4 separate regions of the Mus musculus genome follow, and all the other regions are linked to region 4. The links are chromatin loops, found by intact Hi-C in ENCODE. Cell type or tissue: gastrocnemius. All regions are shown on one strand. Each heading gives the region's core, and the rest is flanking DNA. Links, peaks and the distances in the headings are about the cores only. Region 1 overlaps Smo (smoothened, frizzled class receptor). Region 2 overlaps Tspan33 (tetraspanin 33). Region 3 holds the start of Ahcyl2 (S-adenosylhomocysteine hydrolase-like 2). Region 4 overlaps Ahcyl2 (S-adenosylhomocysteine hydrolase-like 2).

Region 1 (7,521 bases), core at 1,301-6,300, 61 kb after region 4:
CACTTTGCTTTACTTTGCTGAACTTGATTCCATGCAAAGAGCACCATGGTTAGATCCCTGTCACCATGAAACCAGAAGGCCATGCCTGGATGCCAGCATTACCAGTAGCTGAATAGTTTGGAGCAGCCCATTAGGCCTTCTATGCCTCAGTGTCTTGAGGGGTAGAACAGAACCTGGCAGGGCTCTGAGATTGCCTGAGCTGAATTCTGTGGAGAGCTCAGAAGAGTGCCCCGCAAAGCCAGCCCTGGGTGTTAGCTTTCAGTGGTATATCATATCTACAAGTCACCTGGGATAAAACCAGAATTCCATTTCTCCTCTTTCTGGAAAATCTGGCTTGATTAAAACCCTGTTGTCCCCATCACACACACAGCTGAAGAAGGGACTATTCGTCCTAAGCCAGATCAGCACTCCACAGTACCCTCAGGTCTGTGGCTCTCACTGCCTTTTCTCCACAGACCTTGCTACATAATCTAGTCACTTGAATTCAGTTCCCAATCTTCTGCTGGTATTTTAAAGAAGCAAAACCAACAAGCTCTCCTTGTGTTTGAATTCCTTTGACTGCCCAGAAAGGAAGCTGTGGATCAGAATGTACCCGACCTAACATCTCTGGAAGGAGGCAGAGCATGCCACCCTGCAATGGTGAAACCTGGGACTGGCAGTAGCTGTGCCCGTCTGTATACCACCAGGAAAACACTCGCTTCCCATGGCCACTCCAAGGGCATCCTGCATGTCTGTCCTTCATTCTCTTTATGCTTGGAACTTAAGGATACAAAGGTGGCCAACAAGCACCTTTTGTTCATTTACTGCCAAGTAGCCAGAGAGAGCAGCCAGCATATTACGCTGAATCAGCCCTGTATCTGTCAGTCATGACCACACCAGCAAGCTTTCCACTGGTGAAAAAGACCTCAGGAGTTCATGGAAGTTCTGGACCAGGTACATAAGCCAGAGCTGGGGCTGGGGAAAAGAAACACGCATGAGCTTATACAAAAATGTTTTATTTGCTGTTCATATTTCTTCTTCTCATACTGAGCCCCTGACCCAAAACCCAGCCAGCTTCTAAGGCATCCTGTTGTCTGGTTCTTGAATGTGGGGCACTATGAAAATGACTAGACATTGTAAAAAGTGGGAGTCCCCCCGCTCCCACCAGAAACAGAAGTTGGAAGAAGCTTTCTTGCCTGGCTGAAGCTACAGAAGCTTCCCAAGGTGGTCCCTTAAGTCAGAGGGTCCTCCCCACTGGATGGATGTGAGGAAGAAATAACATGTCTTTCAGAGGCCTGGAGCTGAACCAGTAGTCTCTTAAGACAGAGCTCAGAAGTAAGGGGTGTGTGTGTGTGTGTGTGTGTGTGTGTGTGTGTGCATGCCTGTCTGTGTGTGTGAGAGTGTATGTGTGTGTGTGTCTGTGTGTGCTCACTGCAGTTTTAAGGTGCTAACCAGGAAGAGGTTGGCCTAGTGGAACTGAGATGTGAATGTAGGGATAGAACGGGAAAAGAGAGGATGTATTTTGAGCAGGGCCACCTGTGAAGAACAGTTATAGCCCTTATGGGAGTGGTCATTACAACTACCAGGAAGAGGAAAAAGAGAGTCCTGTCCTCTCCTAGACAAAGGACAAATGACACAATAAACACTTTTGGTCTGAGAGTGCCAGAAAAGGGCACTCATTGGCACAGAAAAGGGCAAACAGCCCTCATCTGCCAGACATGGGCTTGGTTACCTCACAGACCACCACAGCCCACTCTGGGTACCATCATCCCTGTCTCTGCCATTCCTGCCCTAGTACAAGCTCTGTCGGAGACTAACACTGCCAGTCAGACTCTGATTGGTGGGCAGAAGCAAGGGTCCTGAAGTGCAGGGTCCTGATTCTGACATGAGGCCTACCAATCGCTGTATTCAACTTGTTTCCATGGCCTGGCTGCTTCTAGCCAGACATACACAGCTCTTCTAGGCAGACACTTGGCCCACAGACTCTGTCAGATGAGACCCAGAGGTGTGCTCTCAGGAAGAGCCATAGAAAGGTGTACATTTGTCTTTCCCATCCTAGGACCTGCCCTGCAGGCTCAGAAGTCCGAGTCTGCATCCAAGATCTCAGCCTCCATTAGGTTAGTGCGGGAATGAATGGATCCCAGCCCCTGGAGGCGGCCCTGAGCCCAGACCCGGGGGGCTGAGGCACCAGGGAGAAATGGATCTTGATGGGGACTAGGCTCTGGGCAGAAGGGGTTGGAGACTAGAGTCCAGGCTCCCTGTCGGCAGGACTCCCCTGTTCCCCAGGCGTTTGCAGCTACCAGGCACTTCTGCCGAGGCAGCTGAGGCAGCCGAGGAACTGCACTGGTGGCAGGAACAGGGGCAGAGTGGTGAAGCTCAGGGGCTGGCCTCAAGGGGCACACCTCCTTCTTCCTCTTCCTCCGCTTTTTCTTCCGGCCCAAACGCTTCTCTAACTCTGGGGAGATCTCTGCCTCAACCAGCCACATGTTGGCTTGTTCTTCTGGTGGCACTGTCAGGGGGACAAAGAGCACAGCTTAGGGCTTTGTTCTGTTCTTTCCACCCTTCCCTCCCAGAATCCCTGTTCTTGGGTTCTGGGACCCGTCCCTCCAGGCTTCCCAAGCCTTGGCATCTCCTTCAGGTCCTCTGGGGCCTTTCCTTCCTTCCCCTAGTTCTACAACCCCATACATTCATTCCAAAGTGTCCACCCACCCCTCCTTCCTGCAGAAGACAGAGCCCTCATACCTGGAGTTGCCACAGGGGTAACGGACACATCCTGGGGCAATATGGCTCCTCTCCGAGCCACCATCTTGGTGACATGCTGAGCCCAGGCAGAGGAGACGTCAGCTGAGGGTTCATTGAGGTCAAAAGCCAAACCCGCTTTGGGGATGAAAGGAAAGAAAGAACAATGACCCCTCCTTATGTAACATGGGTCATCTTTCCTAGCCAGTCCTTCCCACTGCAGCTGGCAGAGAGATTCCACCCTGGAGCCAGTGCCCATTCAAAATCCGAGTGCAGCAGCCTCTGATTCCCAAAAAGTAAAACTTGAGATCATAAGTCTAGGGCCAGCACCCTGACTTACTCTGGCTCAGAAAAGTCACTGGAGATGGCAGAGAAGAAGGAAGAGAGAGCAAAGTCCTCAGAGAACTGCAATACCGTGAACAGGCCGAGGGAGGAAAGGGGGTAGAGGGGAGAGGTGGGGGTCGGGGGGGGCAGTGAGACACGACAAGGCAGAGTGTGAGTGAGTGCCTCATTCCCTAGTTTGTCAAACAGTCCGTGTATCCAGACGGAAACCGGCCTGGTACTGTGGAGGTCAGGTGTCTCCGCAGGACAATACACTGAGGCTCACCAACAGGTCCATCATGGGAGACAGTGTGCATGCTGAAGGAGAGCTCCTGGCCCGGGTTCTGCAGCAGCTCACGCCGCTTAGAGAAGGCCTTGGCGATCATCTTGCTCTTCTTGATTCTCTTGGGCTCATCATCACTGTGCCCAGTCAACCTGAGAACAGAAGGGGTGGGGCTGGCAAGTGCAAGAGCAGCCGCTGCCTTCCAAATCTATCGAAAGACCTGGGATTCTAGGTTTAAGTCCTGAGGAGCTGAGGCCTTCACAGCAACAAAACATGCCCAGAATGCAGGGCTCCTGTGGCTCCTACTTGAAAAGCGCTGGTTCTCACTGTCCCCTAGAGGGCAGTGGTGAGCAGCTAAGCAATTAGCCATCCAGACTTGCTTTTGGCAAACACTGCCCCAGTCTGTTTTGGAAGCATGTAAGACAAAGCCCTCAAGTGAAGACGTGAGGCTGAGGGTAAGAGAGGAAGGACAAGATCAGACAGCTGCTGACCCCACCTGCACCAGGTGCGCCTCCAGATGAGCAGGGTGGCCTTGGTCCAGACCCAGGTGCTCATGGCAATGCCAGTGCCAAACATGGCAAATAGATTGATCTTCTCCACCAGGAGGCTGGGCCGATTCTTGATCTCACAGTCAGGAATGGGCTTCTTGGTAGGCAGCCCGATGGTCACGTTGGCTTGGCATCTATGATGAGGAACGGTCAACAGCTAAGGTATCGGGATCCAGTAAGAAGGCACCCAACATGAATCCATATAGGAGAGAGCTGAGCCCCACTGCGTGATTCTCATGGAGCGGGTGCTGGAGGTGAAACCCACACATACTAGGTTCTACCACTGAGCTGTACCACTAGACCCCAGTGACATACTTTGGAATCATCTAGAGAGCTTTTATAAATCACTGCTGTCTGAGCCTCACATCAAACTTCGGGGACAAGAATCGAGCATCACCGCAGGTAACATCTTCCTAGACTGAAAGGGGGAAACTTAAGAATGAGCCAAAAGCAGTCAGAGATGTGTGTGTGTGTTGTGTGTGTGTGTTGTGTGTGTGTGTGTGTGTGTGTGTGCCACTTATGTCCAGGTGCTTGCAGAGTCCAGGAGAGGGAGAGATCTCTGGAGCTGGAGATACAGGCATTTGGGAGCTACCAGGTGTAGATGCTGAGAACTGACCTTACATCCTATGGCACAGTAACAAGCACTCCTAAAAACAGAGCCATCTCTCCAGCCAGAGTCTCCTTTTAAGGGAAGTTTTAACCATGAGCCCCAGTAGCAGCAGGCATCCTTTTAGCAGTGGAGATGCCACAGGTGCCCTGGTTCACCTTTACTGAGATCCAGAAACACTCAAGCAGAACTGGCAAACTTGACCAGGTTGCTGAGCTGTCCAAGGACCTGCTCCTGTGCATTGACTCAGGGAGAGCCACCGATGGTAGAAGGCACACAGATCACAACATGGGTTGGTTTCTGAACAGTTGCAAACACACAGGACATCCTGCCCAGGGGCGCAGACAGACATGTGGAGTTGAACAGCAATGTAGAAGCTATTCATAGCTGAGGCGGGATGGTGGAACAAGCACTTCACAAGCAGATGCAATGCTGCATTATAGCCGGAGCTCCAGTCCCAACCACGCCCACAGCCAAGCCCGGGGCCCCTCACTCACAGCACATAGTCCCGGAAGCTACGCTCCCACTCAGCCTGGTTGAAGAAGTCATAGAAGTGGCAGCTGAAGGTGATGAGCACAAAGCCAAAGGCCAGGAAGCCAAAAATGCCTGTGGAGTTCAGGGGCGGGATCCGTTACCAGAACAGAGATGGTAGCAGCACCCGGGAGGAGGGCAACTGCGTATGGAATACTGAAGGCAGCTGAGTCCAGGGTGGCTACATCGGGGCTCAGGTCAGAAACTGCATCCTCCAAAATAAATCCAGAGGTGATTTATTATACTATGGGAGGCCACAGGAAGGGCGAGGGGCCTGTGGTAGCGGTCCTGGCACTAACCTGGGTTCTTCCCCTTCTCAGAGGGAGTTGCCTCCTCCACTATCACTATACCTTGGCTCTGTCCCTGAATATTTAACTCTCCACACTGTCTTTCTGCATCCTGGAGGCCCCATCAGGATTCAGTACTGAGATGTCCAGAGTCCCCTGGGCACCACTTACCCAGGCGCAGCATGGTCTCGTTGATCTTGCTGGCTGCCTTCTCACTCAGAAGCCCAGGGTGGTTGCTCTTGATGGAGAACAGAGTCATGACCCCTAAACAGACAGAGAATTGAGACATTAGCAGGACAGAAGACACTCTTCTGGGGTGGGGGGTGCATGGAGGGAGGCCCCATGGCGCTGGATTCCTATGACTAATTACATAAAGCTTGGGGAACCAGAGAATGAGAGAACAGCTATTAGCAAATGTGCTATGGGCTGCGGTAACTGGGACAGAGCCTAGACAACAGTCAAGGACAGAGAGAGGAAACCAGGTCAAAGCTATTCTGATGGTGAAAGCTTGAAACAGAATCAACAATAGTATTGCCCAATAGGAATACATTGTGTGACATATAAAAAAAATCTCAAATTTTCTAGTAGCCACATTAAAAAATTATATAATTTTATTTTATAAACCAAATATATCCCAAATAGAACCACCTCTGCATCCCATACAACAAACTATTAGTGATTAATTTATATTCATATTTTTCTTTCTCTTCTTCATGCTAAGTCTCAAACACATCGTGTTTTTTACACTTAAGCATCTCAGTTTGGCCTAGTTTCAACATCCATGGCTACTGGTTACCGTATGGGAGGCGCAGATGCAAACTATACACCAGAGGCTCAGATGCTCTGCCAGAAAGGCAGGGAAGAAGGCTGAACAGAAGGTTGACAGTTCAGTGGGAGGAAACCAAAACTGACAAAGAAAACCAAGCAAAATGAGCTAGAAACCGAGGCAAATCATGGGCTGGCAGATTGAGACGGGGAAATTAGGGACCAGTAAATCTGTATATGTTATGAAAACTGTTTGTGTATGTTAGGGGTTGGCATGACTTGGAAACCAAGCTCCAAAAATATGACAGTATCTATAAAACTAGTGTGAACAGACATAAGCAATGGCCCCAAGATGCTCCTTGTGGGCCAGCTAGGTGTCCCGGAGCATTCACCATGCAAATACATCCTGACAAGGGCGAAGAAAGAGGGTCTGGAATCTAGCCAAGTTCCCCTCAAAAAAAGCCAAGAACCTTGGTCATGGCTTTGGAGGAAGAGGTACATTTTTCTGTCCTCATAAAAGTGCTGTTCAGCCTACAGGGTCATCTTCTATATTGCACCAAGGTTTAGGTAGATATCAGAGGAAGGCAGTGGAGCTGGAAGCTACCATCCCACTTCCACAGAGTAGGTGCTCAGCACACTATGTTACCTGGCTGGCCCTGGCTGAGTCACTCACCTCTGATGAGGAAGTAGCCTCCCACAATAAGCACCAGGCCAATTGGGGCCAGGACAAAGCCAGCACGGTACCGATAGTTCTTGTAGCCTACAAAACAGATGCCACTCACGGAGTCTCCATCTACCTGTAGCGGAAAGGTGTGGAAGGGATAGTTAGGTATGACCCTTCCCCCAAGCTCACCCCATTCAGGTCCCCAGCCCCCAGCCACTATACCTGAGCCACAGCCAGGATTGCCACCGTGAGGACAAAGGGGAGTGACCACGTGAGCAGGTGGAAATAGGATGTCTTGCCCGAGAGAGGCTGGTAGGTGGTGCCCAGGGCTTTGAAGGAGGTGTGCCAGGCATAGGTGAGGACCACGAACCAGACTACTCCAGCCATCAAGGCATAGTACACAATGACAAAGATGATGACACAGGACAGGGTCTCACTGGAGCTGTGAAGATGTAGGGTGTCACTTGGAGAGTCACTTTGTATCCTTCCTACCAGTCACTGCACCTTGTCCCCAGGTCCTAGTCTACTAAAATGAGGAGGGTCCCCAGGAGTTGGGACACAGGTCGGATTTGAAGAGGCTGCAGGGTACATCATCTCTGGAGAATCACAAGTCTCAACACTGAACACAACAGGGCAATGCTAAATCCTACCCATTATGGCTGCCTTCAAGTCCAACTCCTTCCTTCTAAGGAAAATGTGCATTACAGGCTTTCTCCTCCCACCCTCACCTCTGGGTCCCCAAGATACTTACGTGGGCTCCCCAAATCTCATGGTGCCATCTGCTCGGCAAACAATCT
Region 2 (7,521 bases), core at 1,575-6,574, 110 kb after region 4:
ATGGAATTCTGATTCATTTTTCTCCCCCCCCCCCCTTTTTTGGGAGGGAGGTGTTGTTTTGTTTTCAAGGTGGGGTCTTATTAGGTAGCTCAGGTTGGTCTGGAATGCACTCTGTAGACCAGGCTGTCCAGGAACTCAGAGATCCACCTGCCTTTGCCTCCTGAATGCTAGGAATAAAGGGATACACCAATACACCTTGCTACACTTTTCCTCCTTTTTAAAAAATAGACAGATTTCTCACTACTAGTAGTCCCATCTACACTGGAACTTACAAGGTAGACAGTGCTGGACTCAAACTAGTGGAAATCACTCTGCCTCCAGTTTCCCAGTGCTGGGATTAAAGGAAATGCTGGTTCTTAATTAGGACTGTTGCCTCGGGCAGCCGACCTCCAGATGCGGGAAGCATGGTTCAGAACAGGGTCTGCCTTCCCTCTGCTTCCCACAGCTAGTTCAATAAACAGGGTTTGAGTAACAGTCTCTTCAAGTTGTCTGTGGTTTTGATCCCTGGGTGCTACTTAGTTGTTTACCATTTAAGTATGTAGGTTATTTTAATGTTCCTCATGTTTATTGATTCCCCCCTTCACCCCACCCCACCCCCCACCATGGCATCAGGTTGTCAAAGGAAAACACCTTATAGTCATGAAATTCTCTTTAAATAGATTGATGTTAAAGGCCATTTATCCATCCCTAGGGGGAACCTTTCAAAGGCTGATGCTTCCCAGGGGAAAATGTGCTGTGGTTAATTAATCAGTAGGAACTTCCCCTTCCTCCCTCTGGTACCCAGAGGCCTCCAGGCTCCCAGTGTTACCTTGTCTGAGAAGACGAAGCCCAGGATGCCAGCAGCCAGCTGCAGCAGGAACACGATGGTGAGGCAGAGGGAGAACTATGGCAAGACAAGGAACAGCGTCACTGCTCTGGGAAGCAGCCCTTTCCAGGGCCAATGAGAGGCAGCTAGACTCTTCTCCACACCCCCAATACAACAAAGATTCCTGCCTCTAGGACAATGCTATGGAGGTGGCCACCCTACGCTGCCACCCAGAGCAGAACTCTGCATCGAGGGGCGGACAGCACAGGGTAGGATGCGACAGAGGGGACAGAATGGACCTCTATAGGATGGCAGAGGGGAGCAGGAAGCACAAGGAAGACGAGCAAGCAAGGCTTTTCTGCACGGCCTGACCACTCACCGTCTGCAGAAGGCAGATGTTCTCCCGAAGGGATCCGATACAGCCGCAGAAGGTGAGCAGGAACATGAGGACGCCCACCACGATCAGCAGGATAGCAGGGTCCACCGCCAGACAAGCCAAGGCTGCTTCTGGGAGAGAGGCTGACCCTCAGCCGGAGTCTGCTGCCCACTGAGGGGGCTCCCAGGAAAGGATGAGGGTGTACCCAAACTTTCTTCCTGTTCTGGGGGGAACCTCCTTGTCTGGTGGAGATTATGGGAAAGACCTCCTCACAGGAAAGAACAAGAGTGTGCTGGAGGAGTCCTGGCATGTAACTTGAAGAACTAGGGAAAGCCTTCATTCCAGCATCACGAGTGGAGCAGCCGCTTTTGCTCCAGAGATGACTTAGAGCGGCACTGGGCTCACTGGCTGGGCGAATTCCTAGATGCTCTGCAGGGGAATTAAGGTTGAGTTACTTCAGGACACACTGGGGGCGGGGGGGGGGCAAGTCCTTGACTGCTCTCTGCTTCTACAGACCTAGCTTCGCTCCAGGGCTTAGATCAGACAGATCTTGGGAGGGGGTGGGGGCTCAGGAAAACCCACGGGAACTGCCAATCTGAAGTGGCCCAGTAAGACTGGGTTCAGGGGGCTGCTCCTCTGACCTCAGCCCAGGACCAGCGCTGGAGCAGGCCAGAGGTGCAGCAAGGGTGAGGAGAGGCAGAGGGAGACCTATAACCCACCTGCGTGCTTCATTAGCCTGGCATAGACACCCACGGCCACCATGACCATGGAGATTACCTGTGGGAACAGGAGAGGAGTCAGGAGAGGCCAGGTTTCCAGGCACAGGTGCAGCTATCCCCTACCCAACACCGCTAAGGGTGCTTCCACTCCCCAGCACTTTCTCCTTCATTCTCTATAACACAATCATCTTGTGAGACAGATAGTGTCCGCATTTCACAGATGGAGGAATCAAGACAGTACAAGTTTAGTATAGAACAAACAGTGATTAAAAACAGGCTTCCAGACAGGTCTGGAGGTATAACTCAGGGCTACAGCACAAGGCTTTGGGTTCAATCACAAACACCAAAACTTACACACACACACACACACGCACACGCACACGTACACACACACACACACACACAGAGACACAATTAAAACAAAGCATGGCCTTCTGAGAGATTCAAATACTGAACTCCATTTGGGACAGCCGTTGCCATTGATTTCTGCATGTGAAGACGGCATTAAGGACAAGGGACAGGTGTGATGACTTATGGCATTTAATTTCAGCATTTATGAGGCTGAGATGGGAGACAAGATTCAAGGCCAGCCTGTGTTACAGTGCAAGAGCCTGCCTCAAAACCAATTTTTTTTTCACATGTGACTGTTTTCACGTGTCTGTGCAGGTGCCCACTGAAGCCAGAAGAGGGCACAGAGATCCTTGGATCTGGTGTTAGAGATGAAGGTGTTCGTGAAATGTTTTGTGTGGGAGCTGGAATCTAAACTCCAGGCAGGTCCTGAGTTACAGCAGTAAACATTCTTAACCACTGAGCCATTTCTCCAGCCAAAACTATCTAAAATATGATCATAACTTTATTTTTCTTTTTTCTCTTTCTCCCTCCTCTCCCCTTTCCTTATTGGTTTTTCAAGACAGGGTTTCTCTGAGTAGCCCTGGCTGTCCTCGAACTCAGAGATCTGCCTGCCTCTATCTCCCAAGTGTTGGGATTTAAGGTGTGAGCTATCATTGCCTGACTAAACTTATGTTTCTTATGTCTTAAAAAATGTTTTAGGGGCTGGAGACAAGTTTCAGCAATTAAGAGCACTTGTGTTTGCAGAGAGCCTGGCTTAAGGTCCTAGCACCCACACGCCAGCTCACAACCACCTGCAACTCCAGTCGGTTACCTCTGGCCTCTGAGGGCACTTACACACATGCAGGCAAAATGCTCACATGCATATAAATAAAAACAAGTTCGTTTCCATTTTTGACATCTGTCTATGTGTGAGCTCCTGCTGCAGCACACACGTGAAGGAAGAGCACAGCTGCGGGCGCTGATTTTCTCCTTCTGCTCTGTGTCCCAGGATCACACTCGGGCTGAGTGTCAGCCTTGGCTACAGACACCTTTACCCACTAAGCCATATCGTCAGTCCGGAAAAAAAAATGTTGTGAGAGTTGAATAAAATAATGCTTGGAAATCACCTAAATTTCTGACACTGAATACTATATACCATCACCAACAGGACTATATAGGATGTGTTCAATTCTGAATTCTAACTCACCTACATCAAAAGGCAGGCAGGTCTTCCTGGCAGACGCAGACTCTAGCTAACTCCATTGGAAGCCAAGGATAAAAGTACACACCAATGTGAAAGGCAGGAGTGTGCTTACTGGCTCTACCATAGAAAGGAATCTTTATAAACTCTGATTCCAATATGGAAGAAGACAATTTAAGCCTTACAAATTTCATGGCTCCTCCCTGTAAGAGCAAAGCCCATGAGAGGTTCCCAGGGGCCCCCAGAGGGGTCTTTCTTTCCAAGGCTCCCAAGAGTGCCTGGTAGCCCCAGCTCTCCGCTCAGCTTCCAGCCCAGTTTCCAGGCTGGTGCTAAGCAGCAGCTCACTGTCACCATGGCAATAGATTAGGCCAGGCTCTGGCGGAGAGGTCTCAGCAGCAGGGGCTTGACCAGCTCAGGAGGGAAGGGTATAGCAGCTAGATCCCACATCCTGTGAGACAACACTCTGCAGGAAAGAGCCACCTGGGAGGTCTTCAGTGAGAGAAGGGAGCTGGGCCCTAGGTCAGGTAATGAGATTAAACTAGCCCTCTGTGAGGAAGACATTTTTCCATTTGGGAGTTATTTCTGAACATTCTTTACTATTTAGCAAAAGACAAGTATGTAGTTAATGCCAGGCCTGGGTTAAAAATAAGTCTTTGGAATGCTTCTTTGTGAATCCATAGTGCTATGGTTTCTTGGCCTTTTGGCTAAGATCAAGTGTGTGAGTCCATAGTGCTTTCTCCTGGCCACTTCTCAGATCCATCCTCTGACTCAGATCCAACATGCTCTCCTCACCCCCACCCAGGTCTGGCCCTTCCTCTGACTTGGGTCCAAATATTATTAGCCTTCATCTTCTGCTTGGGATAAACAGGGCAGCTTACCGAGCTGAACGTGGGGCTGTGGGTGCTAACACATGGCCAGGCTTAGGAAACATGGGGGAAGACAGGGAAATCCTAGGTCAGGGATGCCAGTCGCTGCCAGGTCTGGACGAGCCCTTTAACAGTATGAGCAAATAAATGTCTCTGAAAACTTAACACACCTGGGTCAGCAAGATGGCTCAGCAGGGAGAGGCACTTGTGTGCAAGTCTGGCAACCTGAGTTCAGTACTTGGAACCCACTCCACAAAACTGTCCTCTGCCTTTCCCTCACTACTGCACAGAACTGCAGTTGTGAGTATTCTATTACTGTGGACTTAATTAAAAATGAGTATTCTGTATTTTTGTTGCTCCTAGTCTCCTCATATGCTAAAATTTTTCTAGATTGGATAACTTTGTACAGGGATCAAGCCAGCAGGTGTGGTAGTGCATGCCTGCAGTCCCAGAGCTCTGGAAGGAGAAATGGGACAATCGGAAGCTCAAGCCTGCCTTGGGTATGTTGTAAGGGCTATGTGAGACCTTACTTCAACAAAAGAGACAGAGATGGGAGAAGAAGAATGGGAGAGAGGGAGAGGCTACATATCACAGGGCAACTTAATTCTCTCCATGGGCATGTAACTACAACACTTGCTCCATCTTCTGGGGTAAAAAGAACAATGTCCTCCAGGGACAATAATGTCCTAATTCTATGAGCCTGTGAATATATTATCTTATGTTGCCAAAGAGACTTTTTGCAAATGTGATTTAGGATTTAAAGATCTCCTCATCCCTCTGCCCCCCCCCCCCCACACACACACACTGCCACTGCCCAGGACCCAATATGGTCACAAGTAGACCTTATCAGAAGGAAGGAAGAGGGGCAGATTCAGAGAGAGAGGCAGAATAGTGGAAGCAAGGTTGAAGTGATGCAGTACCATGAACCAAGGAATGTAGGCAGCTGCAGAAGCAGGAGCAGGAAAGGACATTTCCCCTAGAGAACACAGGAAGGAATATGGAATTACAGACACCTTGGTGCTAGCCCAGCAAAGCCTGTTTTGAGCTTTGGATCTCCAGAAATGTGAAAGATTAAATCTGTGTTGTTTTAAACATTAAGTTTGGGAGAACAGAAACGAATGTGCTATTCCAACCCGATCCACCAGCTGTTAGATAAGTGCCGAGGGCCTGTGATCTGTTACCCTGCGGGGAAAGCTAGTGTAACCTCAGCTTAGGGCACTGGCTCTCGACTGCATTAGAACCACCTGGGCACCTGGAGGTGGAGGGGACTTTTCAACTCTTCATGTCCAGACTGCCCTGCAAACCAAGCAGTTTAGAATCCCCGGCCAGGAGACCCGAGCAACTGTAGTTCTGAGAGTTCCTGGTGATCCCACAGTGCAGCCAGTTTATGGACTTTTTAAGCCTCAAGTGCAGCCAACCAGGAATGGAAGATAGAAAATCGGTTACATTAAGATCCAGATTGAGGCATGAATATTATTAATTGTTAACTTGATCGTTAAGGATATCTCTCCCCTGAGCCCTCCAGACCTGCTCTTCACAGCTTTGTCCTTCACATCTCCATCCCTGCCCTCACGTCCCACCCTGGAGCCTCAAAGCCGCTGCCATGACAAGGTTAGTGCTGCAGACATTACCACCATCAACTTTAAAGCTGTATGGAGCTCCAGCAAGGATTCAGACACTCGCCTCTGAAGCTGAAAGAGCAGAAGGACATCTGGCTGAGTGTGTATGGTGCTGTGGCAGCATGTGAACACTGTACAACCTCCCTCTCACTCTGGTAATCTCCCTATGGTACCAATCTTTAGCACAACATCCCCATAAGAATCCCACCAATGGCTTGCTTTCAGGGGATAGAGATAAAGTCACTTCTCTTCTTAGAATGGGTTTTCATATAATGGACAGAATGAAGCCTGGCTAGAAACTTTTAAAAGCTAGGTACCATTTTCAAAATAGCTGAGCCTAGCTTTTAGGAAAATTTATGTTCCTGAAAAGCTGTCAGTCAGATGATATAAAATAATTTGTATGCTCCAGTCCCTGTATTCTTATACAAAATGAGTTATCACCTTGGAATGAAAATGGTCATCTGCAGGACTCCGGCGAGAAAGGGCTAGTTCAGGGCCAGAGCAGAAATATATTCAGATGAGCCTGGAACAGGCTGGGGCAGAAACTAAGGCGCTGAGGAATAAAGCTGGGGTAGGGGAGCTGGGTCAGTGGGTCAGAGTGTCTGCTGGGCAAGCATGAGAACCAGTACCACGTAAGAGCTGGGTATGGCTGCTGAGCACACGGGTACCCAGCACTGGGGAGCACATGTCTGCAGAGACTGATGGTCTGCCAGCCTAGCCAAAGCGGAGAGTTTCAGCTCCAATGAGAGACTCTATAGGAAGGAAATAAGGCAGAGAAGAAAAGAAGGAATGACTCCGTGTCTTCCTTTGGCTTCCACAAGGGTGCTCATACACAGAGACATTTACCATACACAATCAGAATTCTCACACTGGGGAGACACACGCACCAAGTGAATGAGCTATCAATGGCCAGAGCATCAGAGTAAATAACCATGATTCAATGATTGAGTGCATATTGTTCTTACAAAGGACCCAAGTTTGGTTCCCAGAAACCACACTGGGTGACTCACAACTGCCAGTGACTCCAGCTCCAGGGGACCTATGCCTCTGTCCTCCCTGGGCACTTGTCCTCACATGCACACCTATACACAGCCATACACACATGCACATGTACTTTAAAATAAAGTTAAAAATGTAACTGTATTAAAGCACTGCCCATAGTATAAAACAGTTGTCTGTGTACCTATATCAATACAAATAAATGACTAAATAGAGACTAACTAATAAATGTAGCTATCAAAGAAGTAGAACAGAACCCATTACTCCTTATGTGCGTGCTGTGCATAGTCTTTCTTCCAAAGAGCACAGCACAGAGGAGGAAAAAGCAACTGCACATTGGGGAAACCAACCGACAGCACCTCAGCCTCTCGTTCACGATCGGTAGCAATGGGACGATGGTGACGAGTCACTGGAGGAAAATGTTACTTTGCCATTGTGGTCTTCCTTCTCAAACCCACAGGAACACCAAGAACAGGCATCAGGCAGTTCTCATAAAGGGACCATCTACAAAATCCTACAACAATACCTCAACAACATCATCAAAACCAAGTCAGAAACTGTCACAACCAGGAGGAAGAGGAAGGAAACATGACAGCTAAATGTAGT
Region 3 (7,521 bases), core at 2,013-7,012, 53 kb after region 4:
CCATAGCTCCAGGCAGCCTGGGCTACAGATTGACACCCTAATGAGACAAGAGGAAGGGAAGAGGGAGTAAGAAACAGGGAGGGGAGAGGAAAAGAGGGAGCCAAGCCGAGCTCAGCAGTGCCCTTCCTTCTGCCACACAGCTGCAGGACTTTACCTGCTGACAGTGCAGCAGGTAACACAGGCTTCTGGTGGGATTATAATTGCCAGGCAAGCTCAGCCCTGTCTTCATAGCCTTGAGGCTGCTGAGTAAATCAAGAATCATGGAACATGATTTTGATACTTAAAAAGCCAGGAAGAAGGTGGCTCAGCAACAAGGAAAGTGTCCAAGAAGCACATTTAGAATTCAATAACAGACTCTGGGGTACTGGCCTGTGGTTCTTTTTTTTTTTTCTTTTTTTTTAATTCTTTATACAGAATCTATTGAACTACTACTAATATGTGTATTTTTTTCAGAGAAGGTCACAGTGACATATACTTAAGCAATGAGAAGTGAAATAATAAATTTTAATAAGTTATTGTTTAAGATCCTACTGTAGGTACCAAGTTCTATGTGATGACCATAAACATTTTTAATCTTTAATCATAATTAGTACCCCCATTTTATTGGAGAAATTACCTTATAGACTTATTCAAAAGTTAAATCTGGGGAAGGGAGTACTATGTTCAAACTTAGGTCTGCACCTAAGTATAAACTTCACTCTAAAAGTAAATTGTTAAACATTTTACCCTTAAAAGAACTAAATTACAAACTTTAGGGAAAAAAAAAAAACAGTCACAAGAAAAAGATTTGGCCAAAGCTACAAACCATCTTAACAAGTGAGAAATAGGCTTTGGATTTCCTAATTTTGACCTAAGTACTTCCAGCACTAGCCCAGGCTGCATCTTTTAAGTGTAATTCCTCCATTTAACTATAATTGCATGGAGAGGGGAGGACAACACACCAAACTGCAAAGGACACAGCATGCCCTAAAGCACTGTTAAATTCCTTCAGTCTTGCCTCTGACATCATTTAGCACTACCAAATGAAAAAGTTAACTGCCCTAAGTCATGAGGTAATTACAACAAAATGTTTTGCTGGAGCCAAGGTTCACCTAAACTCTACATAGTAAACCCAATGTACACTTCATATCTTTTTTTACTGTTGTTCTGACGGAACAAAATGCACCCATTATAATGGGAAAAAACGTAAATCATTGTGTTCATACTGTTCCCAAGAAATGAAAGCCACATTTTTTTTTAGATGATCCACAGATCTTGTCTTTTACCTCTTGTGCTGACATCAATAAATGGGAGAAAAAACGAGGGGAGTGGGTAAAGGGTATAGCCAATATATAAATAATTCGGGGGTACCATCATTACACGTTTCTATTTATGAAGGAAGCCGACAGCCCCAAACGATTACTTTCCTCAAAGTAGCAAGCATTTCTTCCTAACACTTTCTGCTCACGATAAAGATATGAATAAAATAAGCATTCTCTTCAGGTACAATCTGGTAATCCTAGAGACCAGCCCTCTTCAGGGTGAATGAAGCATCTTTCCATTACCGGTCTACAATCGCAGTACAAGAGAATTGCAATGGCTAGAAAGGAAGGGCACAGATCAGTACTACCCTGTGGAGAGCTGTTGGCCACAGAAAGGCAGAAAGTCATCATCTGTACAGAAGCCAGGCAACTCAGAGGGTTTCCCGAGCTCTCATGAGAGAGAGCTAACTACAGCTTCCTCGTTCTCCAAGGAAAAAGATCTTGCTATCCTTATCGCTGGAGGGAAGGTTTTTCTATGCCACCGAACAGTCCGGAAAATTACACGCGGGAGTGTGCTGGAGGCGCCGGGTGTAGTAGTAGGTGCTTCTCCTCCCCCTGCCTCGTTCAAGTAGTAGTGAAGGGCGCTACCTCCATGTTATTAGTAAAGTACGCCCGTGGTACCTAGAGGCTTCGCTTCGCAGCGGAGCACCGGGTGGCGGCCGCTCTAAGAGCGGGTTCAAGGGTGGGAGAAGACTCTCGGCTCCACGATCTAGAGGGTGTGGAACCGGGTGCCGCCGTGCCCTGAAGGGCCGCCACTCCCGTGCCCGCCCTCCCCGCCTCTCCGAGAAGCGAGGCAGCCCGACCCCAGTACCTTCTTGACCGTGCGCGGCGCCTCGGTGACCGTGCCGTCGGGGCTGACCAAGGCCTCGCCGCCGTCGCGATGCCGCTGGTGCTGGTGATGAGGGTCGCTCCGCTTCATGGCGGACGCTTGAGGGACCTTCCCGGCCGCAGGGCTCAGAGCCGCGGTGGGCCCCGAGCCCGGGCCGGGGGCCGGGGGCCGCTCCGCCGCGGGAGCCGGAGCTGGAGCCTCTGGGTCCCCGCCACCCGCTGGGGGTACCATGGCGCCCACGGCCGCCGCGCTCAGTCCCAACTGGGGCTCCGCCTCGGAGGGGCTCAGATCCTTCAGCTCCACCTCAGGCACCTTGGCGGCTGCCGCTGCTGACACAACCTGCACCGACATCACCGCCTCCACTGCAACCGCCGACTCTGACTCTCGCACCAGCTCCCACTCGGCCCCGCCTCCCGCCTCCCTTCCCCTTCCCTCCCCCATACCCCCACTCCTCCCCTCCATCGCCTCCGCTCCCACCCCCTTCCTCCGCCCGCCCGCTCGCTCGCCGCCAGCCCGGCCTCTCGAGCCTCGCCCCACCCCTGTCTGACTCACGCGCGAGGCGCCACAGAACCTGTAGTGCGCTTGCTCCGGGTTGCACGCGACTAGAAGACCGTGGGACCTCAGCAACCAACTTGCACTGCGCTCGCCTCGCGGGGGGGTGGGTGGGGGATAGGCCGCAGAGTCCCCTGGGAGTTGTAGTCCTTTCGTCCCTCCTCCGGAAAGTAGTTTTTGATGGAGAGGGAACTCCCAGGACAGCGACTAACAGAAAAGTATAAAAACGGATGACGCGACGGAATAGATGAGGAGAATGTCTCCAGAGGGGTTGTGGTTTCCGGAAAGGAATGCCAGAAACCCCAGGGAAAGTGGGGGGCAAGAATGACTCGCTCCCCTGACGGCGTGAATTTCCTCCGGAGTGTGCGCATGTGTGCTATCACGTGGGCGGCCTTTAAAGGAAAAGCGGCAGGTCAGGTGAGATGAATTCCGGCTCCAGGCTAGAAGGCATGGGGTTTCTCCATTCCGTTCCGAGCCTTTCTTCAGTGGGTTGGTTTCTAGAAGAAAAGAAATAAGCCATTTCCTGCTGTCATGCTTTCTGGCGTACTCTTGAATTAAGTAACTAAAATCAAATCCCCAAAGAAAGAAATCTCGTCAGGGTATGGTGGAGTACGCAGTAATAATTTGAACATCTGAAGTGTATGCGTCACCAGTGATAATAGTTCGAGGCCAGCTGAGCTATGAAGCAAGGCCCTGTCTTTAAAAAAAAAAAAAAAAAAGTTAATTCTACCGCACACATGTAATTAAAGGACCAGAAAAGAACTGGGAATCTACCCTGGGCCCTCTAAATGAGCAACAAATTCAATTAACTTTTGACCAGATCACCAGCTGCCAGTTTTATTTTTAATAACAAAAATAAAATAAAATTGCGTACCATTTGGTCATAGTGGTAAGCCCAACACTCAGGAGACAGAGACCTGAGAATCAGAAATGTGTTGAGGTTAGCTTTGACTGCTTAGCCAAAGCCTGTCACAAAAAGAAGAAACTTACCTGAAAGTAATGTTCTACTGATGATAGAATTTTTTTTCTTTTAAGAAGAGTTCTCCAATAGTCTTTTAATGATAAAAGGAAATAAATGCTTATAATTTTAAAAATCAGACTAAAAGCCAGGCGGTGGTGGCATAAGCCTTTAATCCCAGCACTTGGGAGGCAGAGGCAGGCAGCCTGGTCTACAGAGCAATTTCCAGGACAGCCAGGACTACACAGAGATACCCTGGCGGGGAAGGGGAAGGGGCATATAACAACATCAAGATGGCTTATCAGTTAAGAGCATCTGCTGCTCTTCCAGAGGTCTGGAGTTCAAGTCCCAGCAACCACATGGTGGCTCACAACCAACTATAGTGGTGATCTGATGCCCTCTTCTGACCTGCAGATGTACAAGCAGTTAGAGCACACATATACATTACAGAAAGAGGGAGGAAGGAAGTTAGACTAAAAAGTAGGAGACAACACCATACTTTCTAGGGATTTGAGAGTTGGCTCAAAATTTATGAGCCCTTGCTGTAATTTGTTCCCAACAACTACATTGGGCAACTCACAACCACCTGCAACTCCAGCTCCAGGGGGTGTGACACCCTCTTGTCCTACAGACACACACATATGCATAAGCTTAAAAATTATTTTAGTTGCACATTCTTTAAATTTTTATGTGAATATTACCTAAAGGGGGAAAAGGGCACTAAGATGTGGTTGACTTTTAGCATATTATGAGGTAGGCTTTTTTATTCCTAAAGAAACTGAGGCAAAGAGGATTATGGTTTGTGGCTGTTCAAAAAGTGACTGCAGCCCTAACAGCTCCCTTGGACTACCGGCCAGCTTGTCATTGGAAAAGCTACTTTTTTCTAAGCAAGAATAAGACAGAGACAAACGGGGGCTGGTGAGATGGCTCAGTGGGTAAGAGCACCCGACTGCTCTTCCGAAGGTCCAGAGTTCAAATCCCAGCAACCACAAGGTGGCTCATAACCATCCGTAACAAGATCTGGCGCCCTCTTCTGGAGTGTCTGAAGACAGCTACAGTGTACTTACATATAATAATAAATAAATCTTTAAAAAAATTGTCCTTAAAAAAAAAAAAAAAAAAAGACAGAGACAAACGGAGAAATCGCCTGCTTGAGTTCCTGTCATGATCCTTCTAGTACCGTGGAAGTCTCTTCATGTGGGAGCTTTAGGAGCTGTCATTTCCCGGTCTCTAAGTCTATGCTGGAAGGCACCTGAGCATTGCCATTTCCACAGAACCCAAAAGTCTGCCAGACACAAGAGCTTATTAGGCTTTCTCCTCACATGTCCGGTTTTGATCATTTCCTTCCTGTTACGAAGAAATGGCCCAGAGCTTCATCCTCCAGCTGCTGGGCAGGGGCTAACAACTTTATAACTGATTTCTTCCTTTCCCCCAATGCACGAGGGAGCTACAGTGCAGCCACCTGGCATGTGAGGAACTCATACCCAGCAGCTGCTTACCTGGCCAGCCACGAGGATTGATGACTGAGCAGAAGAGCCGATCCTTCAGGGGGATGTGGTGATGAAACGTAAGGAGTTTGAGCCCTGAAAAGAGACAGATGTTAGCCCCTGTTTCCCCAGATTTTAACATTGCCTGGAACCAACAGTCAGACCACGTTCTTCGGGCTTTCTAGCTCCATCTTACTCATCTGCTGCTTCTGAGGCACAGCTTTGTTGCTGAAGCAAACCAAGTGTACTCGAAGGTGGAATTACTAGATTAGAAACCGGAAGATTACACGCAAGTCTATTAACTATATTAAAAGACGTTTTAGGTCTACAGGTCTTTTTCCTTCGTCTGGTTCATTCAGCTTCCAGGAGCCAGGCAGACAATAATGAGGTCCATGAGGTCCAAGAGAGAAAACAAAGAAACTAATGCTGAGGAATTCTCCAAGGAAATGGGCCAGCCAGATCACAAGCAGTGATGACCGTCCTCCAGGGAACACCTCGTGCCACGCCGTGAGCAGATAGCCAGTCACCAGACATGTGAAGCAAACCTCTAAGGTGAAAGCAAGATGCCGTAGGAATCCTGGCATGCAATGAGGCCCTGGGTTCCATCTCCAGCAACACAAGAAAAGAGGTAGAGGCTAACGTAGTTTAAATTGTAAAACAACTGGTAGTGCACACATATAATTCCAGTATTCAGGAAGCTGAGGAAGAAGAATTTGTAAGTTCGAGGATGCCCTGGGCTAGACTGAAACATTAATAAAGCCTGCTAGGCTATATAGACTGTGTCCCACTACCATCAACTCACTTGGCGATTTACAATACTGATTTTGTGAAGGAGCATACAGTTTCAAGGAATAAACATCCAGAAAACGACAGCACAGGTTAAATGAAAGCTGCTAGCAGATTTTGTTTTTCATTAGAAAACTGTAAGTAGAGATTTTTTGTTGTGGAGGTTGTTTGCTGAGGTGAGAATCTCCCTGTGCAGCCTAGCTGGCCTAGAACTTAGCATTTAGACCAAGCTAGCCCAAAACTTCAGCAAGTCCTCCTGCCTCAACCTCCCAGGTGTGCTGAGATCACAGTGTGTGTACTTCTGCATACAAAAGATGTTTTCTATCTTTTGCTCAGATGTTGAAAATGGTAGTTTATATGCATTACATGCAGTTTAATGTATATTTTGGCATAATACATTCAATGCATTGAACAGCTGTAGCATTCCTTAGTTTTTCCCCCATTTCTTTAGGTGAGCACATTCTTTTCTTTACATCTCAAAAGCAGAGCTGCAGGCACAGTTCAGCAGCAGAGCATTTGCTGCACATGCTCAGAGGCCTGGGTTCCATTCCTAAAACTACCATAAGGAAATACAAAACCACAGAAGATTACAAGAGGGTAGGGTGGAAACGATAGAGACAAAGTACCCATTTGAAACTCACAAATGTGAAAAGTACATAAATTAGATAACCTGCTCACTAAGCCCAATTAATAAAAGGACAGATTTTAGAAGGACAAAAGAAATAGGGAAGGAGTTAGGACATAGCAGTGGTAGAGGACTTGCCTGCTGTGTATAAAACCCGGGTAAGAGCAGGAATAGGAAAGGAGCCACTAGATGCCTAGCACAGTATGTGACAACAGACCTCTGTTGATTTATACCATTGTGGAATTTCAAAATTCTGTAGACAAAAAGAGTATCTTTCCAATGTCTAGAGTAGAACTCCATAGAGAATATGAGTTCATTCTGGCTATATAGCATGACCCAGTCTCAAAAATAGATAGGTGAATGGATGGGATGGATGGATGGATGGATGGATGGATGGGTGGGTGGGTGGATGGGTGGGTGGGTGGATGGATGGGACGGGACGGGACTGGCAAGACAAACACTTCTGCAGGTAGAGGCATTGACCAGCAAGCTTGACAACCTGAGTTCAAGCCCCAGAACCCATGTGGTACAAGAAGAGAACTGAGCTTGTGGATGTAAAACTGCATCTGAAAGAAGAAAGAAGAAGCAGGCAGGCATGGAGGTGCCAGCTTGTAATACCAGCTTATCAGAGGCTGAAGCAGAATTGAGAATTAAGGCCAGTGTGCCATACACACAAAACTGCAAGCCAGTCTGAGCTATATAACAAGACCTAAGCCAGGCAGTGATTCATGCCTTAATCTCAGCACTCAGGATCTCTGAGTTTGAGGCCAGCCTGGTACAAAGCAAGTTCTAGGACAGCTAGGGCTACATAGAATAACCATGTCTTGAAAAAAAACCAAAAAACAAGACCTGAGCCCTTGTTTCAAAACAAACAGTAGAAAGAAATCCAAGAAATACAGACTGTTCTTTTTAAAAATCAGAGAACTGACTCCTGGCAGCTGTCCTATGAAAACCACATGACACATGGGCATACACACATGCAA
Region 4 (7,521 bases), core at 1,603-6,602:
TTGGAGGATCCACACTGATGGGGGTATATAATTTAGTACAATGAGAAAAGACTCAGATGCCTGTTCAAATGGAACCAGGCACCATGTTCTTAATGCCTGACACTGTCTTTAGAGCTGCAACATAGCTCCTTATAAACAAGGTACTTAGAAATCATGGTGTCTAGAAATGAAAAAAAAAAAAGCAGGAGTTGTTTTTGTCATTTTGTTTTGTTTTGTTTTGCTTTGTAAAAGTATATTGTGTAGGGGCTGGAGAGATGGCTCAGTGGTTAAGAGCACCGACTGCTCTTTCAAAGGTCCTGAGTTCAAATCCCAGCATCCACATGGTGGCTCACAGCCATCTGTAACAAGATCTGATGCCCTCTTCTGGTGTGTTTGAAGACAGCTACAGTGTACTTACATTTAATAAATAAATAAAATCTAAAAAAAAAAAGTATATTGTGGGTTTCTTTGGTTTTAAATACAAGGATATTTGCCTGAACTTATCTTTGAATTAATAATCACATTTTTCATTGCTGTATCTTATTTATTTATTATTATTTTATGTGTATGGATATTTTGCCTGCATGTAAGTATACCATATGCATGCAGTACCCTTGGAGGCCAGAAGAAGGTGTCAGATCCCCCTGGAATTAGAGTTACAGGGGGTTGTAATCTGTAGAGACCTGGGAGGTGAGAGACTCTCAGGACTCAAAAGGAAGGGCCTTACTTGTAGAATCCACCTCCAGTAGAAAAACAGGGCCCCGAGTGGAGGGATGGGGTTGCCATCCCACAGTCAAAAACTCTGACCCAGAATTGTTGCTGTCTTAAAGAACTGCAGGGACAAAAATGGAGAAGAGACTGAGGGAAAGGAGGTCCAATGACGGACCCAACTTGAGATCCATCTCGAGGGGAGGCATAGAGCCTGTAATGACCTACCTTACCAGTGGTTTTATTTCAGACCCTCAAGAACCATGTGCTTTGTTGTATATGATGCTCAATATAATATTTATAAATATTAAACTGAACAGTTATAGCTTACTTTCTAGTAAAACTCTGTTCATGAGACCAAAATATTTCTCAACCATTTCTGCGGAGAAAGGAGTTCATCTAACAGGAAGCCTTACAGCGTTCACACTGTAAAGTGTCCAAAGAGGCAAGGCAGCAGGATTATCAACAACAATGACATGGAGTACTTCTTTTGGAGAAAGATTCATTTACCTGCCCTGAGTTTCATCTTCTTGTAAAGTTCTATAAGCCAGGTACGGTGGTGCACACCTTTAACCCCATCACTTGGGAGGCTGAGGCAGGGGCATCTCTACAAGTTCAAGAACACAATGATCTACCTTAGTGAGTTCTAGGCCAGCCACATCTGCATAGTGAGACCCTGTATCAACAACAACAACAAAGTCTTGGCTAAATACTGTTTCTCCTGCACTGATGTTAACATTCAAGATATTTGGGAGTGTCCTCTCCTGCATCTTAAGAACAGCAGGAGTTCAGTCAACACTATGTGCTTCAATTTCTAACCTCCCCTTCCTTCTGCACTGCAGCTGCTCTTAGAGCCGTCACCTTCTGCCTCTATCATGCTGACACAGTGCTAAATGTAATATTCCCAGTGGGCTCCTGCTGGCTCCCTAACCTGTGACACAATTCTTCTTTGTTAGCTGCTCAGAATAGTACTAGCTTTTCTTGGACTGCCAGATCACATTTCAAGCTCAAACCAAGTTTACCTACCATTACTGCCTCACCCTCTGGGGTTTCACTTATCTATTTATTTTTCTCCTGTCAGATCTCTTGTATCTCCTCTTCAAACTCTGAAACAAAGATAGAATTATGTTCCAATGCTAATTTTCCAGACAGATTAATATTCTGCATGTCTCAGGCTGCAAGAACTTAAATAGCTTGCTGATACCGTTCATTGGTGACAGGTGTTTCCCCCCTCTATTAGACTGTTACCTATTTCCTTACTAAAACTTCCTTCAAACTTATCTCCTTCTTCCATAACTATACCACAATAGACAATATTAACCTTCACAGTTCCTTTAGTTTAATAAACTTATTAAATACCCTCAGGTGACTCACAATTTTATCTGAAAGACTTTTTTGATTTATTACATTTTATTTAGAGTGTGCATGTTTATGGGAGGGGCATGTGGAGATTACAAAACAACTTGCAGGACTCAGTTCTCTCCTTGCAGCTTGTGAATCCCAGGGATAGAACTCGGCTCACTGGTGTTGGTGGCAATGTACCTTTATGCACGGAACCATCTTACTGGCCAGAGACATAAATATGTATTTACAACATGGTGTAATAATGAATAGAAAATATACCACAGTAGGGAATGGTAGTGACTCTCACAATGGATAGAAACTGGTGGGATCAGAAGAGGAAGAATGTTGCAATAAATCTCCAGAGGACATTTCAAGTCAGGGAGAGATTCCAGAGCAAAGGCAAAGAATGTTGACCAGTACACTTGGGAACATGTGACATAATGTCATCGAAGCACAAGGGCAAGGCCAGGAGACATGGCAGGATCTTAATGCTGGAGATTGGGAAAGATTCAAAAATGTCTTGAATCCCAAGGTAACGTGTAAATAATGAGGGTATGTCAAAGGACAGGATTAAAGGAAGAGATGTAAATTAAACATAGAGAAAGATCTGAGAGGAACAAAGGCGAAGATGCTGGCCAGGTAAGCCACAGACATGGTCAGGAAGAGTGTTGCCAATTAAACTGACATCCCAATTTCAGAGATATTAAAATTGGAAAAACACAAATATTCCTTAAAATGAATTATGTTGCTTTAACTCTGATGACAACTGATCTTTCTTTCAGTGTGTGAAAGGCAAAAGACAACTTCCATGCACCAGTTTTCTTTCCACTGTGGGTTCTGAGGGTCACATTCAAGACAAACACTCGTATACTCACAAAGCCATCTTCCTGACCCCAGTGACTCTTTACCGCTTCATTAGTTTTTATGGATGGGTATTGGCTGCATGTTTGTCTGTGCACCGTGTATGCCTGGTGCCCTCAGTCAGAAGAGGACTCTGAATTTCCTTGGAAATGGAGTTATGAAATGCTTCAAACTGCCACGTGGGTGCTGGGAATCAAACTGGGTCATCTCAAAGAACAGCCAGTGCTCTTAACTTCTGAGCCATCTCTTCAGACTCTGGATTTTTTTCTTATAATATTTATTTTTTTTATAACTTGAAAAGTAAGTTTCTGTGTATGTATCTGTGGAGGAAGGGGAAAAGGACAAGAGAGGAAAGGTAATGTATAGGTTTGATCTTCTTTCTTCTTTTTTTTTAATAGCTGAAAAATACAAAAGAATACTGTATCTGGCACAAGGCAGTTATGGCAAACCCAAATATCAGATTCCATAAATAAAGGTATTTTTAAAATAGAGTTACACTTAGAATTTGTGTATTATACCTATGGCTACATTTGTATGACACTAGTTGAAACAGCTACGATGAAAACCACATAGTCTAAAACCTAAAATAAGTTTGCTAACCCGTGACCAAAGTCAGTTTGGTCCGTTTAATTTTGAGAAGATCTTATATGACTCTGGCTATCTTTAAACTCACTGTGTAGCTAAATGCAAGCTTCTATTTCCTGCCTCTACCTCTGGAGTGCTAGAATTACAGGTTCATGCCATCATGCCTGGCTAGTCCCTCGCTCTTCAAACTGTGTTATTTGGTAATGATAATAATGGCAATCTTTTCTAAGAAAGCATAAGAAATTAGACCAACAGCACTTTGGGAAATGATGCCCTTGGTCAAATAGAAGTGATAACCTTTAAGTCATTTAATATATAAATTAGACTTACTTGGCAAATACTAAACACAAACGAGGCACTTAACAGAGTTCAGCTTTTTGGTTTATTTCTTCAAGCCCTTTGCACTGCTCTCTCTGCAATTATTGGTCTACAACTTCTAGGAAAAGCGACATAAAGGTATGATACTTAATCACAGAGAGCCTGGCTGCACAACTGTCAAGCACTGAAGGGAGAAAGTGGGGAAAGCATGTACCCGAATAAAACAGCAGGTCGTCTGTGACCAGTAGATGGAGACAGCTCCTAACCAAACCAGAGTGGTGAAATCAGATAGATTAGTAGAAATTTAACCTGTACTTATGATCCTTTTCTTGAAATATTTAGTTAAATAATAGAACAAAATAGTTTCTTCCTTCTATTTTTCACTAAAACATTAAAAAGAAAATACCTTAGATTTCCTAAATCAGAACTCACCAAGAGACAATAAAGGTGTCCCATTGGTGAACTCTCCATTCCCTTTAGAAAAAGAGTGAGAAAAGGTTTTTTTTTTTCTCTTGCCATTAGGAATGGATTCTAACCATATTCTTTCAATGAGATTAACATCTTTCCTATCAAATCAAAACTAAAGGCTGTCTTCTTACTTATCTCTAATATTTAATTATGTATTGGAAATGACCAAATACTAAACATCTTCCTTAAATATTTTTCTCATCTTTTAAAAAATGTAAAGGCATGCCACACCTGTAGCACAAGCCCAGAATTAGAGGCCAGCCTAGAGAACACAGGAAGATTGCATCCCAAAAATAAACTAAATACATTAAAAGGAGGGGGGGATGGGAGGGAGAAAGAAAAGGAAGGAGAAAGGGAAGACAGAAAAGAGGAAGGGTGGAGGTTTAGTTCGCTGTAAATGATAGAAACGGGGTCCTTTCTGAGGTTCTTGGTGTTGTCATTGTTTTTAGGGTTTTGTTTGCTTGCCTGTTTCTTTTTTGGGAGGGGAGGAGGGGAGGACAGGGTTTCACTATGCCAATCTGGCTGTCCTGGAACTCTCTCCATAGACTAGGCTGGCCTTGAACTCCCAGAGATTGGCCTGTCTCTACCTCCCAAGTGTTGAGATTACAGGCATGCAACACCACTTCCAACTTAACTTCTGAGCCCACTCAGCCGCCCGAGAGCTCCACAGCAGTTTCTAGCATAGCCATAAGCCTAGGCAAGAGCACTCTCAACCTCCTTCCTCCCCCCCCCCCTCCCCCCACTGCTGTCACACCAGCACCTCATGGTCCAGAGCAGTGCACTAGCTTCCAAAGCACCACACTGGGCCTTCTGTTTTGAGAGCTTACCTACTCCAACTTTTTTCTGTCCCTCTAATTTTAGTAGCACACACAACTCAGGTGGGTTTTAAGATCAAGCATAGTAAGTGGGAAGGATTCACAGGCAGCTCCCGACACCATCATGACCAAGGGTACACATACACATACAAATTATAACTAGAAAACAACCAACTGCACTCCGGCAGCCCCTCTCCTAGCAGCTGCTGACATCCTAGCTTCACACGCTGGCCCTTGCCTTTACATCCCCAACCACCTCACCTGCAGTCAGGCTTTGTGGGGGGGATGCACCAGGCACTACAGGTGAGAAAGATGGGAAACACACACACAGAGCTTTGACACATTAATCACCTACTTCAGTCAGACTGAAATATAACTGAACTTGGGGAGGAGAGCATAAACTAATGTGTCCAACTCTTACCTCACCAAGCAAGGGGACGAGCTCAAACTGCACAGATGCAATAAACTAAGAAATACATACTCATCTCTTTCCTGAGTTTATTTTCAAAACCTACCTGAACATTCCTTTTTTTTGGGGGGGGGGGGTTGGTTTTTCAAGACAGGGTTTCTCTGTATAGCCCTGGCTGTCCTGGAACTCACTTTGTAGACCAGGCTGGCCTCGAACTCAGAAATCCTCCTGCCTCTGCCTCAGAAGTGCTGGGATTAAAGGCGTGCGCCACCACGCCCAGCTCTGAACATTCCTTTAAACCACTTAGTAATACAATGCCTTGAACTTTTTCAGCGAAATTGAGGTGTAAGACTGTTTCCTTTCCATGGTAATAAGTCTCAGATTTTTTTTTTTTTTTTTTTTTTTTTTGCTCAATTGAGCAAGCTATTCTAGAGAGCCAAAATATTTAAATCCAGTGAAAGCCAACATACACTCAAGAGTAATTTTATCTGTCTTTCCATGTTCTGACTTTGTGAGAAATAATCTGAGGGGGAAAGTCTGTGACTGGTGGTATAACAATGGTGCTAAGGCCATGGTTGCTCACAAAGATTAAACCTCCAACTAAAGAGCATGCAGGGGCTAGGCCTAGGCCCTATACATTTATAGCAGTTGTGCACCTTGGTCTTCATGTGGGTCCCCTAACAACTGGAGAAGGGTGGGGGTTGGGGGGGGTGGAGGGAAGGCTGTCTGACTCTGTTGCTTGCCTTTGGATCCCCTTCCCCTAGCTGAGATACCTTGTCTGGCCTCAATGGGAGAGAATGCACCTAGTCCTGTTGCAACTTGATGTGCCAGGGTGAGTTGGTACCCATGGGGGGCTTCCCCTTCTCGGAGGAGAAGGAAGTAATGAGGAAGGAGTATGTGAGGGTGGAAGGAGAGGACGTGAGCTGATTGAGATGTAAAGTGAATTTTAAAAATGGTGCTAAGGAATACGGTGATTTCTCATTGCTTCCCTGACACAGCCTCTCTTCTCCACTCATTATAGCCTTCATTTTTCTAAGTATAGTGATAAAATTCTATTTATTTATTTATTTATTTATTTATTTATTTATTTATTTATTTTTGTTTTATTTACCCTTTTTGGAAAGAAGGCTGTGGGGAGCGGGTGTGGCGGCAGTCCCAAAGGAGCCAGGGACTGCAGCTAAGTTATATGACTTGCACCTGACTTCCTCATATAAGACACAAACATCTTGAGTGCTGCGCAGGTGTACCAGGATACAGGTGAATCCAATTTGGTGGAGATTTGCCCCTGCTGCCCTGATTAGCTGAAGCCTCGTGACTGGCGAGGGTGCGTGGCCTGCGGTGCGTGGATGAGAGAGAGTATAAAAGGAGTGAGAGGCCCAGGGTTCGGGGGAGATATAAACAAGAAGAATCAGGACTGAATAAACTGCTGTTAGAAGGACTGGTGTCGCGTCGTTCTTGCTGGTCGAGAGCGGGTGCGACAGAAGGCCCATTGCCTAACATGGCCTTGACCTTGAGATTCTATTGCCTTGGCTTTCTGTGGCTGCATACAATGCAAACCACTAAAAAGGGTCTTAAGTAACTATTTTAGGATAATCAGACCTTTTTCCTTGGTGCTTCTGGTGTTTTGTTGTTGTTGCTATTGGTTTTTTTTTTAAAGATTTATTTATTTGTATGCAAGTACACTGTAGCTGTCTTCAGACACTCCAGAAGAGGGAGTCAGTTCTCGTTATGGATGGTTGTGAGCCACCATGTGGTTGCTGGGATTTGAACTCCGGACCTTCAGAAGAGCAGTCTGGAAGAGCAGTCGGGTGCTCTTACCCACTGAGCCATCTCACCAGCCCGTTGCTATTGTTTATGTATGTTTGTGTGTGTGTGTGCGTGTGTTTGTATGGTTCCTTAAGTGTGAGGGGGCACCTACCCCAACATGAGCAGGATGTCAAATGTTTTCCCCATCATCCTAGACCCTACTGCCTTGACACAGGGTCTCTCAATGAACTGGATGCTCACTGTTTTAGATTATGCTAACTGGTTGGC

Evidence for each region. Peaks named below come from ENCODE experiments on the same cell type or tissue, not always from the same donor. Only the 100,000 strongest peaks of a DNase experiment are listed, where the experiment ranks them.
Region 1: a loop joins it to region 4, with 4 times the contacts of the local background. A loop is called at or near these places in 21 of 42 quality-filtered maps.
Region 2: it touches region 4 in a loop (5-fold over the local background); 17 of 42 quality-filtered maps call a loop at or near these places.
Region 3: it touches region 4 in a loop (5-fold over the local background); 23 of 42 quality-filtered maps call a loop at or near these places.

What each region holds. Positions count from the first base shown.
Region 1 is chr6:29,754,819-29,762,339 of GRCm38, reverse strand. It overlaps Smo (smoothened, frizzled class receptor), which reads right to left. Exons shown (of 12, transcript NM_176996.4): 4 at 7,476-7,521; 5 at 6,947-7,166; 6 at 6,734-6,857; 7 at 5,467-5,559; 8 at 4,975-5,083; 9 at 3,819-4,004; 10 at 3,326-3,474; 11 at 2,722-2,856; 12 at 974-2,488. The coding sequence ends at 2,055. Among named protein-coding and RNA genes, the nearest start is that of Ahcyl2, 9.9 kb to the left of the region's middle. In gastrocnemius, for the core only: a CTCF peak has its summit at 3,662 (motif pointing right); DNase peaks (open chromatin) are centred at 3,686 and 6,145.
Region 2 is chr6:29,704,378-29,711,898 of GRCm38, reverse strand. It overlaps Tspan33 (tetraspanin 33), which reads right to left. Exons shown (of 8, transcript NM_146173.3): 2 at 1,901-1,958; 3 at 1,185-1,312; 4 at 809-883. Among named protein-coding and RNA genes, the nearest start is that of Tspan33, 14 kb to the right of the region's middle. In gastrocnemius, for the core only: no CTCF peak of the experiment used is centred there; a DNase peak (open chromatin) is centred at 3,784.
Region 3 is chr6:29,763,498-29,771,018 of GRCm38, reverse strand. Ahcyl2 (S-adenosylhomocysteine hydrolase-like 2) reads right to left here and starts at 2,576. Exons shown (of 17, transcript NM_001171000.2): 1 at 2,113-2,576. The coding sequence starts at 2,481. In gastrocnemius, for the core only: a CTCF peak has its summit at 4,654 (motif pointing left); DNase peaks (open chromatin) are centred at 2,647 and 3,012; H3K4me3 peaks cover 1,518 bases; H3K27ac peaks cover 1,476 bases.
Region 4 is chr6:29,816,020-29,823,540 of GRCm38, reverse strand. The region is part of intron 1 of Ahcyl2 (S-adenosylhomocysteine hydrolase-like 2); the gene reads right to left. Among named protein-coding and RNA genes, the nearest start is that of Ahcyl2, 51 kb to the right of the region's middle. In gastrocnemius, for the core only: a CTCF peak has its summit at 4,041 (motif pointing right); a DNase peak (open chromatin) is centred at 4,022; H3K27ac peaks cover 701 bases.